Linked DNA regions of Mus musculus: region 1 is linked to region 2. A link is a loop called in an ENCODE intact Hi-C map of the cell type or tissue named here. Cell type or tissue: heart. All regions are shown on one strand. Links, peaks and the distances in the headings refer to the core of each region. The heading gives the core; the rest is flanking DNA. Region 1 has its middle 18 kb from the start of Sec24b. Region 2 overlaps Casp6 (caspase 6).

Region 1 (8,339 bases), core at 52-8,051, 160 kb after region 2:
TATAATATAGACTTTTCACTATGAATTTTAAAGTTCTCTGCTTTTATTAATTGTTTCAAACAATTTGTGTTACTACAACTTTCAAGTTTCTTTTGATTTGTCAGTGATGAATTAAGGTGGATATATAGAATGCGTTGTTGTTATTGTTGTTTGTTGAAAACAGTCTCACTGTGTAGTACTTGCTAGCCTAGAACTCTCTGTGTAGTCCAGGCTGGCCTCCAACTCTTGTTTCAACTTTCGGAAAGTGGATCCCCTCAGATCTGAGGACAGCTGAGGGACTGAGGATAATCCTCAGACTAGCCTGGTTTGGCTTCAAACGTCCTTGTCTTCCTTTTCTGTAAAAACACTCTTAGTTTGTAGCCATAACACCACCTAAGGGGCCCGGAATGTCGCAGAAGTCCTACAATCATCGTGTGTGCTCTCTACTGCCATTATCTGGGAACAGGAGAACCTGACACACGATCACCCCCAGACAGCAAGTCCAAGGGCATTTTGAATGATAGAGAATTTGTTTACATTTTTTTTTTTCATTTTGAAAAGGTAAATTCAGGGCTAGAGAGATGGTTTGGTGGCTAAGAGGTCTGATGCTCTTCCAGAGGACCTGGATTTGATCCAGCATATCCACTCGGTGGCTCACAACCATCTGTAACTCCTGTTCCAGGGAACTGACTCCACGGGCATCAGGAATGCCTGTGGTGCACATTCAGACATTCAGGAAAAACACTCATATGCATTAAAAAAAACCTTAAAAAATACAATAAAATAAACTTTAGGTGTGCAAAGAAAGGTGAAATTAATTTTTTTTCAAAAACAAAGAACCCCAAACCCAAACCCAAACCCAAACCCAAACCCAAAACCAAAACCAAAACCAAAACCAAAACCAAAACCAAAACCAAAACCAAAACCCCACCAGATTTAGCAACTCTCCCTTGAGGCACCCTAACCACACTTGGAGGTTTGTCTTACTTCCTATGATTCACTCCCAGAGAATCTTGGGTGCATCTTATCTGTCAAATGCCTGCCTTCTAATCTTCGAGTTTAAGCCTGCATTGAACTATCTTTATTACCTTCCCCCATCAAAATAATTCCAGATTTAAAAAATGGCAAGCCAGGTATGGTGGTAGCACATCCTAAAATCCTAATAACTCCAGAAGTGGAGGAAGAAAGACCATGAGTTCAGGGCCTGCCTTAGCTACATATTGAGAGAAAGAAAGAGCCAACCTTGGTTGGAGAGATAGCATGTTAAGAGCTCTGGCTGCTCTTCTAGAGCACACAGGCTCAATTCCCAGTGCCCACACGGCTCCTCACAATCAGCTATGTGACCTTGACACCCAGGGTCCGCAGAATTCTCCTCTGCCCTCCAAGGACACTAGACTTGCAGATGGTGCAGACAAAATGTCTATACACAGAAATTTGTGGAAAAAAAGAATTAAGAAACAATTGTTAAAAATATCAATTCACTTAGAGAGAATATCATACATACTACATTTGTGAAGTGCCCATCAAGGCCAGAAGAGGGTCTTAGATCCCCCTGGAACTGCAGTTACTCTGTGAGTGCCATGCAGGTGTCTGGGAATTGAACTTGGTTCCTCTACTACTCTCAACCACCACAGCATACTCATGCATGGAATGATTCCGAGTCCCTCACGTATTTGTTTTCTTTCTTTTCTTTTTCTTTAAAAAAAAAAAAAACTTCATGTTCATTTTTGTTTAGGTACAGGCAGGTTTGAGAAATGAAATGCAGCTCAAATCTATGGGCAATCCCCCTGCCTCTTCCTTCTAAGTGCTGGCATTGTTGGGGGTAAGCCATCATACTAGGCTTTTTTTTTTTTTTTTTTTTTTTCCCCTGAGACAGGGTTTCTCTGTATAGCCCTGGAACTCACTTTGTAGACCAGGCTGGCCTTGAACTCAGAAATCCGCCTGCCTCTGCCTCCCAAGTGCTGGGATTAAAGGCATGCGCCACCACCGCCCGGCTCTTGTTTGTTTTTATTTTACAAAACAGCTCCTTGAAAAATTGACATGTAATAATTGTACATTTTTGGGATATTGTGTGAAAGTTGATACTTGCCTATAATGTGCTGATCAAATCCTCTCTCAAAATCGACACATAATAATTGTACATATTTTGGAGGTACAATGTGATAGTTTAGTACTTGCATTATCAAACCTGTGGAAGTTTTCTGTGTGGGTTATTTTCTGTTTGGATCTGTGTGGTGCACACATGTGCATTTATGTGGGTGTTGGTTCATGTGTCTAAGTATGTGCATATGGAGGTCCTAGTTAGATGTCAGGGAGTGGTGCTTGATAGCTTTTACCTTATTCATTGTGGCATCTTTCATACCTCGTTCCCATTTGGGGGGAGCATTTACCATGTTCAGGCCTTATTTTATATAAATTAGCACATCATTTACGTATAATGTAGACAACTGAAAAAAATAAATCACTCTACACACGGCACAGCTGAAATCCGAATACTCTTCGTCAAGTCCATGCACTACTAATAGGAGTCTCACATGAAGAATGGGGAGTTGCCCCAAAGACTTCAGAGTCCAGCACTGATGTCCTGTCTCCAGCTGCCGCTGCTGCCCATGAACAAAGTTCTCCTCTAAGTCATAGCTGGGTCTGCAAAGGAGGAGATCGCAAGTATCTCAGGGAATAGAACTTTCTATCCGTTCCCAAGCTAGGCGCTTCAAAGAATGTTACCTGGGACAACAGCATCAAAACAAAACAGCCCCCTAAACTAAACACCCCACCTCCAAAAGCATGCCCCCTCCCCAACAAAACAAACGTTCCACACACAGAAAAAAAAAAAAACTAATCAAAATCCACCTTACCAAACTTACTAATCATGGTGGTTAATCTAGTTTGATTTAATTAAGATAAGAACCAGAAAATGTTAACCTAGCTAAGTTACTAAAATTACTTACTAACATATCTCATTTTAAATGGGCTTTTAAAAATTAAATTGAGATTTCTAAAATAAAAAATTCTAAAAATATTTTAAAAGGTCTTCTACACAAAGATTAACACTTGAGGCTTTAACATGCAAGTATTCTCTTCCATTTAAAGACTTACTTTTATTTGTTTTGTTTTTTAAAGATTTACTTATTTTTATTTATATGAGTACACTGTAACTGCCTTCAGACCCACCAGAAGAGGGCATCAGATCCCAGTTACAGATGTTTGTGAGCCACCATGTGATTGCTGGGATTTGAACTCATGACTTCTGGAAGAGCAGTCAGTGCTCTTAACCGCTGAGCCATCTCTCCAACCCTTTGATTTGGTGTTTGAGATAGTGTCTCACTGTATAGTTGTGACTCATTGTGTAGATAAAGCTGGCTTTGACCTCAGAGAGATCTGTCTGTCTCTGCCTGCTGAGTGTAGGATTAAGGACATGAGCTACCACTCTCACCTAAAAATGAGGGTTTTTTAAAGTGGTTATTTATTTACATGTCAAATGTTACCCCCTTCTCAGTTTCCCCTCTGCAAACCCCATCCCACCCCCTGCCTCTATGAGGGTGCTCCCCCATGCACCCACCCACTCCCACCTCACCACCCTAGCATTCCCATATGCTGGGCATCAAGCCTCCACAGGACCAAGGGCCTCCTCTTCCATTGATGCCAGTTAAGGCCATCCTCTGCTACATATGCAGCTGGAGTCATGGGTCCCTCCATGTGTACGCTTTGTTTGGTGGTTTAGTCTTTGGGAGCTTGAGGTGGGGGGTGTCTGGTTGGTTGATATGGTTTTTCTTCCTGTGGGGTTGCGAACCCCTCCAGCTCCTTCAGTCCTTTCTCTTACTCCTCCATTGGGTTTCCCATGCCCAGTCCGATAATGGTTGGCTGGCTGCGAGCATCCACTTCTGTATTTGTCAGGCTCTGGCAGAGCCTCTCAGGAGACAGCTTTATCAGGCTCCTGTCAGCAAGCACTTCTTGGGCATCAGCAATAGTGTCTGGGTTTGGTGTCTGCCTATGGAATGGATCACCAGGTGGGGCAGTCTCTGGATGGCCTTTCCTTCAGTCTCTGCTCCACTCTTTGTCCCTGTATTTCCTTAGACAGGAGTAATTTTGACTTAATATTTTTGAGATAGGTGGGTGGCCCATCCCTCAACTGAGGGCCGTGCCTAACCTCTGGATATGGTCTCTACAGGTTCTCTCCTTTGTTAGATATTTCAGCTAATCTCATCCTCATTGGGTTCTAGGAGGCTCTTGCTTTCCTGGCATCTGGGACTTTCTGGTGGCTATCCCCAGTTTCTCAACCCCATGGCCACACACCTCTGTTCAATTTCCTAACCCTCTGTACATCTCTGCTGTCTCATCCCACACATGATCCTAGCCCCCTTTTCCATCCCTCTCCTCTCTCCTTCCCAAATCCTTCTCTCCCTCCACCTGCTGTGATTATTTTTCTCCCTTCTTAGTAAGACTGAAGCATCCACACTTGGGTCTTCCTTCTTATTTGAGTTTCATGTGGTCTGTGAATTTTATCTTGGGTATTCAAAGCTTTTGGGCTAATATTGACTTATCAGTGAGTGCATTCCATGTGTGTTCTTTTGTGATTGGGTTACCTCACTCAGGATGATATCCTCCAATTGCATAAGAATTTCATGAAGTCATTGTTTTTAATTGCTGAGTAGTATTCCATTGTGTAAATGTACCACATTTTCTGTATTCATTCCTCTGTTGAGGGGCATCTGGGTTCTTTCCAGCTTCTGGCTATTATAAATAAGGCTGCTATGAACATAGTGAAACATGTGTTCTTACATGTTGGAGCATCTTCTGAGTATATGCCCAGGAGTGGTATTGCTGGGTCCTCAGGTGGTACTATGTCCAATTTTCTGAGGAACCTCCAGATTGATTTCCAGAGTGGTTGTACCAGCTTGCAATCCTACCAACAACGGAGGAGTGTTCCTCTTTCTCCACATACTCACCAGCATCTGCTGTCTAAAGCAGACCAGAAAGTTAATTCTTAGGCCTGTTGGTCTAAAGATGTTTGTGGGCCTCCATTGCCATCTAGTGGACAGATACAGTCTGACTTGAGGGAGAGACATTTGATCTGAAATGCCATTTGATCCCAAAGGAACATGTGGAATATAAAAACTAAATAGATAAAATAGTTTACTTCCAGGCAATAATTATAATATCATAATTATAATAATGTGGAATGATTTTAGGCATTTGATATAGAACCAACATAGTCAACAGTCTCTATCTCTGCTGGATTCCTTCAATTTACGCTCTAGAGTGTGACACTGGGAACAGTCCCGACATCAACAGAGCTGTCTGTGAGGTGGGCTCACTCAAGACCACAGGCAAGTCTGTGTTACATCCAGTTCCATTCATCTCATTTAGAACGTTCAGCATTAAGAATCTACCCTTGGAGCCGGGCGTGGTGGCGCATGCCTTTAATTCCAGCACTTGGGAGGCAGAGGCAGGCGGATTTCTGAGTTCAAGGCCAGCCTGGTCTACAAAGTGAGTTCCAGGACAGCCAGGGCTACACAGAGAAACCCTGTCTCGAAAAACCAAAAAAAAAAAAAAAAAAAAAAAAAATTCTACCCTTGGGACAATTCTCTCTTCGTTCCCTCTGCTATACCCAAGCAGCAAGACCCAGGGAAGGGGGTGACTCCTCCAGTCTCTACTTTCCTGAAGAAGCAGGAAGCCAAGAACTTTGGTGATGGGCAGGTTGTTGAGCTGCAAAGAGACCCCACCTGCTTCTTCAGAGGACTTCAATTCAAGTGGTTGAAAGTGCTTTCTGTAACGATTAAGCAGGTCACTCGAGTCCTGGACTAAGCTACCCGGCTGCTTAAGCTTCCCCACAGGTACAGCCTAGAGACAGATAAAAAGCAGAAACCACTGGACGTTCCCACTAAGAGATAGCCTGTTTCTCCAGCAGAACTCAGTACTGTCACTACTTTAGTGGGGAGCAGGAAGGCTCAGAGGGTGGTGGCTACAGGTGGTGTAGTAGACACCCCAGCCCCGCCAGCTAGTGGTCTTCCAGCTTACCCTGTGTTTCAGATGTGTGATACCCCACTGTATTGTCAGTGGGGAAAGCCAGACTAGGGTGCTGGTCCACACGATAGCATATAGTATTGTTGCCTGCACACAAGTTGACTCAAAAGACAAATATAATTTGGCTACGTGTTGGGGTGTCTGGAGAAAGGTGTATCAGAGGAAAAAAAAAAAGGCTATCGGCAGCCGTGGTAACCAGAGTCTCCCAGCTTCTCCCAGCTTCTCCCAGCGTTCTACCTGCTGCATGTGGCCGTTCACATGGTGACTAGGCTGAGCCATGGGTCCAGCTGTTAAAATCCTTGTGACTTTAAGAACACGATGGACATTTGAAAATGAGGCATGTCATTGTTATACTATTTGACCATTTTAATTAATTAATTAAATAAATATATCTATTGAAATTAACTTCTCTTTTTTCTTTTCCACTTCTTTTTTCAAAAAGTAATTTCTTTGAACTTATTCCGTGACAATTTTCTACTTGTCAAAGCATGAAGCGCATTGTGATTACGCGAATCCCCCTTTCCCATCTCTCTTCCTACCCCCATTGCTGGCCCCATCTCTTTCCCACATTTGTGGCTTTTTGTTTTCCTCTGTGGCCCATTGGATTTCACTGGGTCATCTGTGTGACGATGAATTTGAAACTGTCTATTAGAACCTGGTGGCTTCCTCAGCAGATACACCACAGAAGACAATGGCTACCCATCTCCCAGAATCTGTCAGGATCCTCTAGCTCGGCAGAGAGGAGTAAGGCTCTGAAGACGTTCCTCGATCAATGACTGACCCAGTCTTGTGTAGATCCATTGCAGGCAGCCTTAGACGCTGAGAGACCCTGACTGTGTGGCTCCATCACATCCAGAAGACAGCGTTTCACAGCCCCTCTCCCCAGCCCCCACCCTTCACATTCTCTCTGCCTTTTCTTCTGAAATGTTTTGCTATCAGCGTTCTTCTCCTTCAACCCTGAGGCTCAGGCTGGCCTCGAATTTGCTGCATAGCTGAGGCCTTGAACTAGCTTTCTGTCTCTATTTCCTGGTTAATTTCTATAGTGAGATATTACATACATGGCAAGTTCAATGCCCTGTCCTATAAAATATGACAAATGATATGAGATGGGGTAGATATAATGTATGGAATAATATATGTATATAATAAATAAGGAGCTACATTTTCACACCTACAACAACATATGCTCCTGGCAGCCAGCTTGGTAGCCATGTATTTGTGCTATTGCTGCTTCAATATGCAGATATTGTAGACAATCATGAGCACACAGCTGTTGCAATTGCCTGCACAGAGCCTCAAACAAACAAACAAACAAACAAACAAGTAAACAGAAAGGAATTGAGGGCATGAGGGTGGAAAGGGGACTAGTTGAGAAGAAGAGGCCAGTGAGTGGGAAGGGATGAGAGAGGGGAGTGAGGGATGGATATGACCACAATGCATTGGGAACAAGAATGATACATCCATTAAAAATAGAATAGTGACAATTGAAGAACTATTAAAGATGTAAGGTAAGGTGGCACAAGCCTGTGGTCCTAGCACTCTGGAAGGCAAGTGGATCTTTGAGTTCAAGATTAGCCTGATCTATATACATCAAATTTCGGGTCATCCAGAGCTCAATAGTAAGACCCTGTCCTTAGCAAATATCATCTGAAAGAAGTTAATGTGATCTTACAGCAACTGATGGGCTGCTACTAAGTGAGCTACATAGGGCGAGGCAACATTCCATACGGTTAGGATGCGTTTTCTAAGACTTTCATGATGGCAAGCCACATTGGACCTGACCCTATCTACACTGGATTACTCAATGCTCAGAATTAGGGATAGCCCAACAGTTTTAGGCATGTTCCTACAAGACCGTACAGTGGGCATCTGACCCTGCTTGGTGAGTTCTGTCTAGTTACAATTTCTTTGCCCCCTCCCACCCTCCTCCTCATAGTGACAAGTAAGATACTTGTTCATGCATTTGCTTTGTGTCCAAGGGACTATGAGTGACATGGTCAATGAGTAAAACACTTGATTCCCGGAAAAGCAAACCAGGATGGGCAAGATGTCCCAGCGGGTATAGACCCTTGCCTGGCAAAGCTGGCAACCTGAGTTTGATCCCCAGATTTTAAGGTGGAAGGAGAGAACCCACTCATGAAAGCTGTCCTCTGACCACCACATGAGCCCACACACATGCATGTGAACATGCACACGCACACATACACATGCACACATACACACATGCACACATACACACATGCACACATACACACATGCACAGGATGTGCTAATACTACAACCAAACAACTGAAACAAAGCAGAGTCTCTTGATTGAAGGTAAAATAATGTAGTTT
Region 2 (8,304 bases), core at 305-8,304:
AGTAATGTTTTATATTTGTTACTTTTCAATCATGTTGGACGTGGTGGAAGGGCTAAAAATAATCCTCAGGAAATTACTATGCATCAATGTCTACTACATTTATTACATTTTTAGTAAACTGTAAGATTACTCTAAATACCAACTACTTTGCCTCCCCTTTTGTGACACTGTTTATATGAGTTTACTGTATAATGTTTGTAAAGACTTTTGAAACTCTAGACTGAGATTGTTTTCGCGTAATAAAATGTCTAAGAACTCATTGACACTTTCTAATTCCTATGTTTATGTGATTTATAGTGGGCCTATTTGACTTGGTCATGTATTCATTTACTATCTTGTTTACCTCTAATCAAGGTAAACTTTATATGTGGCTTTAATTCCCATTTTGGAAACAATAAACCTTTCAGAATTATTTTATGGCACTCTGAGGATGAAATATAGTATATAGTGACATGTAACCACATACAGGCACATGTATAGTAATAATTAGCCACTCTAGGTACATACAACCCCTATAGGCACATACACAGTGATAGCTACCTGAAAAAGACATGTGACATGACACCTAGCCATGTCATGTGTACTACATGACACTGTAGGCCAGCAAGCAGTGAGTCCTGACCACTGTAGGCAAAACATCTACCAAAATGGGATGCTACAGTAACCTAAAACTGAAGATCGTGACATTTTTAGCAGACGATTGAATTAACAGTATAATTAGTTTTCCTTTAAGGTTCTTGTTAACATACACATTTTTGAATCCTAATATTTCGTCACTAACCTGCTGGTTAAGGGTTCTAGTGGGGCTTTGAGAACAGGAATACGTAATTTGCTGGTATAAAAGCAATGCCTTAGGTGCCTTGCTTCGCCAGCAGTTGAGGAGGAACCAGTATGGCTAGTGGGGCATTTGTACCGTCGATACAGTGTTATGGCCATACAACTATTGCACAGTAAAAAACAAAAAGAAACCGGGCGTTAGGACTTACACCTGTACTGAGGCAGGAGGATTGCTTGGCGTACAAGTTTGAGCCACAGCGTGAGACTTTGGTTCTTGTTATTAACGTGAACTTTATTTCTTGAGACTGGGTCTCACGCTGTGGCTCAAGTTTGTACTCCAAGGGGACGCATGCCAATGCTGGCCATTTTAACGCCCATCATTTTCCCCCCATGTGTAGCCAGCTGGGGAGGAGCTTGGGTAGCTGCAGCCCTGCTGGGGTGCACAGGCCATTTGACACATCAGGACACACGGATTGTCAAACCAGCTGGAGTGCGGTTGTCAATGAATACTTTGCTGTTTCACACAAATTTATTAACCAAACTGTATGAAAACGTCAAGCGGAAATGAACAAGACCTTAAAAACATCCAGTTGGTAAGCTATCAGACCAGCACATCGCCTGCTGAGTTTAAAGTGTGTGTCTAGTTCTTCTCGCTGGCTTCCTCTCCTTGGATTCGCAAGCGGAGGGAGCGGCGCACGCTTTCCAGGGATTCTGTAGCCTGTTGTGAGGGGGGAAAGCTCAAGGTCAGAGAAAATAAGAGACATCAGCATTGATGTTTGAGGGGAATCGTACATGTTCAGCATCTCCTTGGGGCAAGAAGACATTGAAGTCACTGAGGTCAATGCCTGTTGGAATCTTTTGATGTTTTGTTTGTTCAGTTGTTTCTTTTGAGACAGGCCTCATTGTAAATCTCTGGCTGTCCTGACACTAAATATGTAGACAGGTTAGCCTTGAACTCACCAAGAACTCCCTGGTGCTGGGATGCATCAAAGGTCTAAGCCACTATACCCAGCTTTATGGATCCCTTTTTAAGAGATGAGTTTATGGCTTCATAAAGTACCAGGGAATTAATTCCCTTTCGCCATTTTTCCCCAATTCATATTCTTAAAAAAAAAAAACAAAAATCAATCCCAAAGATTGGCTAAACAATCCATGAAAAAAAAATCTCAGCCTTGTACGCGTTTCCCTGTCTCCCAAACAGAACCAGCTCAGATATGTGCTCTCAGTAAGGTACCTCAGCAAGGTCTTCCTTTAGCTTGTTGTATTGTTCCACATCAAAACACCGCCGCTGCGATTTCTTGTGGAAGAACTGAAGAAACTGCCTGCTCCGGAGGGATGAGTATGTGTAGTTCTGAAGGAGAGAGGAGACGGCGGAGCATCATCGTTTAAATGAAGATACTAATTCAGCCACATCGTGGCAAAGTGGGGAGAGGAAGGGCCATAGGTATCTACAGTGGCCGTCAGAGCAGGGCATGATGGGAGTTGAGAGCACCTCTTACAGGCAGACAAACTGGGACAAGAAAATGTACATTCTGGCGAAAGTGGGATGCTTTGGCAACCTTGGCACAAAACTAGTTACTGAGAATAACTAATTTTTGTAGCCCAAGTTCGATGTCGTTGACTAATGTGTAGGGAACATGACTCATTTATCCCAACGGAGGAGTTCATGTGTTTATATTCCTTCATCTGTAAGAATTAATTTTTTTTGATGCTGTAAAGACTCCAGTCAACCTTGTGAACAACTTTAAAAGACTCAGGAAATAAAAGGGTTTGTTGCTTGCTGCTTGGGCAAGCTAGTTTTATGTCAGCTTGACACAAACTACAGTCCTCTGAAGAGAAAGGCGCCTCAATTGAGAACTAGATCAGGCTATCAGCAAGCCTGTAGGGCAGTTTCTTAACTAGCGATACAGGAGGGCTAGGCTCAATTGAGGGCGGCACCAGCAATACCACCCCTGGGCTGGTGGTCCTGGGTGCTGTAAGAAAGCACTTGAGCAACCCAGTAACCAGCATTCCCGCTTGGCTTCTGCCCAGCCTCTGTCTCCAGGTCCCTACCCAGTTTGAGTTCCTGCCTTGGTTTCCCTCAGAGGACTGGCTTAGGGTATATAAGCCAGGTAAACCCTTCCCTCCCCAAGGTGCTCTTGGTCATGGTGTTTCATCACAGAAATAGGAGCTCTAACCAAGACACTGCCTGCCTGGATGACGAAGCTTTAGACCAGTAGGTTCCCAACCTTCCTAATGCTGCAACCCTTCAATACACTTCCTTGTGTAATGCTGACCCCCAACCGTAAAGTTCCTTTCACTGCTACTTCATAACTGTAATTTTGCTAGTTATGAGTCATAATGTAAATCTCCGATATTTCCAGTGATCTTTGGTGACCCCTGTGAAAGGGTCTTGTGGGGTCATGACCCACAGGTTGAGAACAACTGTTTTAGAAAGCCATTCTGACTTACCATTTTCCTAACTACCCACCTGCCGGGTTATGATGAAGTATGCAAAAAAGACGATGGAATTCGCAAACGACAGGAAGAAGGTAACTGGCTCCATGATATCCCAGGAGTACACCCACCAAGTAAGCCAGGCCAGCGCCCCGCCCTGCACGGAGAGCAGAGCTAAGCCGGCCCACAGGAGACCACTGGTGTTGGCTTCCGACCGGGCTTCTATTGCAGCTTTGACCTGGAGGAAGGGAAAACCATTCGGTTTATGAGTTTGCCAACTTAAGGGAGAAACAAAACCAAGAAGAAGCAGTTGAACCAGTGAACACTTTGCATTGCTTTGAAGAGGTCATGTAGGTAGAAAAATGACATTTATGAAATATATAACAATGGCTTATTTCCAAATCAGTACATTAACATTTTTAAGTTATAAAGGTAATATCTGCTCGTCGAAAACAAACTAGCCAGGCGTAGTGTCACATGCCTTTAATCCCAGCACTCAGAAGTCAGAGGCAAGAGGATCTCTGAGTCTGAGGGCAGCCTGGTAAACAGTTACAGGACAGCCAGGATCACAGAGAGACCCTGTCTCAAAAACCAAAACCAAAACCCATGAACACTATAAGAGGTTTACAATTAGAAGCCTATAAGCTGGTTTTGAAACCCATGTGAAATCCTGGGCCTCTTTCTTTGTCCCTCCAAGGCCACTCTGTGACTCATCTCTCAGGCACTCTGTGCAGAGATGCACTCTGTCCTGTGAAATGAAGCAGGGTCATCTCGTAGATGGAGCTGTCTTCCCCAGACTTGCTGTGCAGATCAGGCTGGGTTTGAATTCATAGAGATCTGCCTGCCTCTGCCCCACAAGTGCTGGGTGAAGGCAGGCACCACCGTACCCAGAATATCATTTCTTAAAAAGCAAAACGTGGGTAAATAATCCAGAAAAAACAAAACCAAAAAAGTGCATCTCTACCGTTCTCCCAGTGCCTTTGGAGATAATTACTGCATTTCTAGAGTTTCAAGTCATACACGAAGACCCATTTTTTAAATTATTTTATTTACATTTCAAATGTTGTCCCCCTTCCCAATTCCCCCTCCATAAACTCCCCCCACCCCATTTCCCCTTTCCTTTACCTCTAACCATTTTTTAAATATTATAAGTGGAATTACAGCTTAAAGAATTCAAGTTTTCCCTTAAAACAGATGACCACACCCCATTCATCAATCAATCAATCAATTAATCAATCAATAGATAGATAGATAACAATCAGGGTTTTTGTTTGTGTTTTCCCCCATAGTTTGGAGAAAAGACCCATAGGTTTTGAGCCATTACTAACTTGCCACCCACAGTTCTCTTAGGCAGAAATAAAACCTGAGATGTAGCACTCTACAATATCCCATTTAACAGTCTGCTGTCCAGAGACTTCTGGTGATGCTGAGGAGGCAGAAGATCCCAGCTCTGGGTCAGATCACCTGCCACACACTAGCTGTACACCTCGGTTGCCTTGTGCCCTCATCTCAAAACCAGGAAGATAGTACTCGTCTCACAGGTCGCAGCTCACAGCCCATTTTCAGACTGAAGGAGAAAATAAGCATACACAAAATACCCCAACGCTCCCGTGACAGGCACTCACTCCTTAACAAAAGGCTTGCGTCAATTGCACACAGACAGGCTAGGAAGCCTTCCCACCTGCTCCAAGGGCCGCAGCTGTTCCTGCAGGTGGTCGATCTTCGCCATCAGATGGCGCTCTCGTCTCTTCTGGATCTCCTCTAAATGCAGGATAGTGAATAGTCTGTGAACCAAGGACTTGGTGTTTTCCAACTCAGTCATATGCTCTCCACTTGGCTCTTCTGAGAAAAGGTAAGAGAGACCGTAGGCATTTACCACGCGGTTTTTCTCTAGGTAAGTCCAGGCCATGAAATCTGAGTCCCTGAGCTTGGTTGGCTGAGCTCTGGTCTGGGCCTGCCCCCGCTGTTCCTTAGTCCACCAGGATTTAGTTGATCACCAGTCTCGTCCAAAGTCAATTTGTAGTGGTAAGTAACCAGAGAGTGGGTTTAAAATTCAACTTTTGGGGGTCAGATGTTCCTGTATCCTTTCGTATTGTGACTTTATGGTGGCTTTAAAAACATCACATATGGGCATGTGTGTGGTCTCAGGATGGAGATGGGCTGAATGGGTTAAAAGCAATACCTGTTTCCAAGAAACCTCAATGGCAACGATGTACATGGGGAGAAAAATGAACGGACACAAAAGAGCAGCCCCTGAGCTATAGGATCTGACAGCAGTATGGGATAGGACATGAGCTATAGGATCTGACAGAGCAGTTGTGAGATAGGACAAAGCATGTTTCAAACCAAAATTAGGAAGAACAGAGGAAATCATTATATAGTAATAAGGGAGACAATCTATTTAGATATAATAATTACAAATATCTATATATACACACACATATATGTGCATGTGTGTATGTATATGTATATATATATATATATATATATACATATATATATATATGGAACATTGATGCACCCAGGTTCATAAACACCATTGGGCAACAAGGGGCAGATCAGTCCAGATACAGTAATGGGAGGGTCACCATGACTTCAAGGCCAGGCCAGGTCACATAGCTCATAACTCCAGTCCTGGCTACAAAATGAGAACCTGCCTCAAAAAATTGTATAAAACATATTTTTACAACCTCACCATGCATACACACACACATTGTGTGTGTGTGTGTGTATGTGTGTGTGTGTGTGTGTGTGTGTGGTGTTTATGGGTATGTGAATGTCTTTGAATTTTATATGTAATCCATATTAATCAAAAAGCCATATTAATCCAAAAAGTCAGTAGACATTTCAAAGTTAAACTCTACCATAGAATATTTTATTCAAAACCTATAGGGTATACATTTTTTTTTTTTTTTTTTGGCCAGGCCATGGAGTTTTCTCTAAAACAGACCACTTATTCTAAAGAGAAAGAGTTAGCAAATATAAAGAAGGAAAAAGAAAGAATTCCTTGCAGCTTACCCGATCATAATGATTACAGTAGAATTACACTAGAAACCAGGAGTAAGAAGCAAAGCACACACTATACACCCTGGAGACTGGACCAGAGACGCTTGAATAGTAAGTGGTCCTTGGACAGAATCGGGGAGGAAATGGAGAGGCCCTCAGCCAGCTGAAATGAAACCACTGCTTCCCAGAACCGTGGATAGAGCGCTGCAGGGTCGGTCATAACTGAGCACCACATTAAAAAGTTAGGTCTCAAAGAAGCAACCCAATCTTATTGCTCATTACAGACCCGCTTTCTAGGCTCTTGGTATCTTCTTGTTTCAATATTGGCAGGTCACACATGTCATTGTAATTTATCCATTGGGGCTTAGAAGAACAGAGACAAGATAAACCCAAAGTTAGTAGATGTGAAGCAACAAGGACTAAGGTGGGATTCATGAGCCAGGCCAGAGCAACAATGGGTTGGTGAGACAAGTTGGTCCTCACAAGGGAGAACAAGGCTGACGAGCCTTCGGCCAAATTAATCAAGAGAACAATAAAATGCAAAAATGAGCTGTATTACCATAGAAATGACATCTGGAGACGCAGTGAGGAATACTTTCAGAATATCTTTAACAAATTGGAAAATTTAGAAGAAACTGATAAATTTCAAGACATGTATGACCTACCAATATTGAAGGAGGTATAAATAAACCAGTCTAAAATGAGTAATAAGATTGAATCAGCAGTAGTCTCCAACAAAGAAAAGCTCAAGGCTGGATAGATCTACTGCTGTGTTCTACTCTGCTTTCTTCCTTCTTCTTCTTTTTTTTTTTAAGATTTATTTATTTATTTTATGTTTATGAGTACATTGTAGCTGTCTTCAGACACACCAGAAGAGGGTATTGGATCCTATTACAGATAGTTATGAGCCACCATGTGGTTGCTGGGAATTGAACTCAGGACCTCTGGAAGAGCAGTCAGTGCTCTTAGCCACTGAGCCATCTCAACAGCCCCCCTACTCTACTTTCAAATATATTACACTGGTGATTTTTAAACTAGCCCATGAAATAGGGAAGTAAAGTTTCTAAATTCATTCCATATCACCAATATTGCTCTAATAAAAAACAAGATAAGGACTTGACTTAAAATATCTAATTATCTAATCTAATTATCTAATCTAAAAATCTAGCATAAATGCAAAGTTATCAATAAAATAGGTGGAAGCCAAATTCAGCAACACATTAAGAATCATACATCATGGTCAGATAGATTTTTATTTCAGATATGCAAGGAAGAATCCACAAACAGAAATCAACAAGCACAAAAAAGCATACAAGTTCAATCAAGGGCTCAATAGCTGGAGAGAAAGGATTTAGAAAAATTCAACACCTCTTCATGATAAAAGCCTTGAACAAACAAGGAACTGAGGGTTCTAGCCCCAACATAATAAAAGCTCTGTGCAACAGATAGCTAAGGTTATACCAAGGAAAAATAATGCAAAGCATTTCCTCTAAAATCGAATGAGAATGGGTTCCATCCCCACAGTCGTAAATCAATGGCCTGTGTGAGTTCTTGACAAGGGAAGGAAATCCAGATTACAAATAGGGAAAGAAGAAAGCTCTGAGGTCTGATGAACACTTTCAGCAAAGGACAGGTTTTCTGTAAAGCAGTAACGAATGTGCAGAGAAAGAACCAGAAAAAAACGGTCCAGAGAACAGGAAGGAGAGAAAGGAATTAAGAAGAGAGAAGGAGGGAGGGAGGTACCGAGATCCAACAAGAAGGGGAACAAAGTCCCCTACAGTGAAAGCTAACACTGAAGAAGACAATGAAAGGGAAACCTGTCTTTGTTCAGGGACTAGCAGAGTTAAGAGGGAACTTTCAGATCACATTGTGACTAAAGCCTGCTTCTGTGTGAGCCAGCGCAGGGTCAGATTAAGGGACAATAGACTATTCGCAACAGAGGAAGATTTTGGAACTCCATAAAGGAAGTGAATATATGTCAGGGAAAAGAAAGGTGATGCAGAGAAGTAAGCCAAGCACAGCTCCAGCCCTGGAGAGGTTGAAGGCAGGGAGCCGAAGCTACCTCAACCCAAAATACCCAGGGGT

The links. A loop is a pair of places that touch in the nucleus more often than their neighbours do. Peaks named below come from ENCODE experiments on the same cell type or tissue, not always from the same donor. Only the 100,000 strongest peaks of a DNase experiment are listed, where the experiment ranks them.
Region 1: it touches region 2 in a loop (8-fold over the local background); 36 of 42 quality-filtered maps call a loop at or near these places.

The regions. Positions count from the first base shown.
Region 1 is chr3:130,074,994-130,083,332 of GRCm38, forward strand. No RefSeq gene overlaps it. Among named protein-coding and RNA genes, the nearest start is that of Sec24b, 18 kb to the left of the region's middle. In heart, for the core only: CTCF peaks have their summits at 3,136 (motif pointing right) and 5,019 (motif pointing left); no DNase peak of the experiment used is centred there; H3K27me3 peaks cover 223 bases.
Region 2 is chr3:129,913,692-129,921,995 of GRCm38, forward strand. It overlaps Casp6 (caspase 6), which reads left to right. Exons shown (of 7, transcript NM_009811.4): 7 at 1-421. Mcub (mitochondrial calcium uniporter dominant negative beta subunit) reads right to left here. Exons shown (of 8, transcript NM_025779.3): 5 at 4,895-5,055; 6 at 3,248-3,451; 7 at 2,012-2,128; 8 at 1,269-1,495. The coding sequence ends at 1,418. Among named protein-coding and RNA genes, the nearest start is that of Gm40150, 11 kb to the left of the region's middle. In heart, for the core only: a CTCF peak has its summit at 4,940 (motif pointing right); no DNase peak of the experiment used is centred there.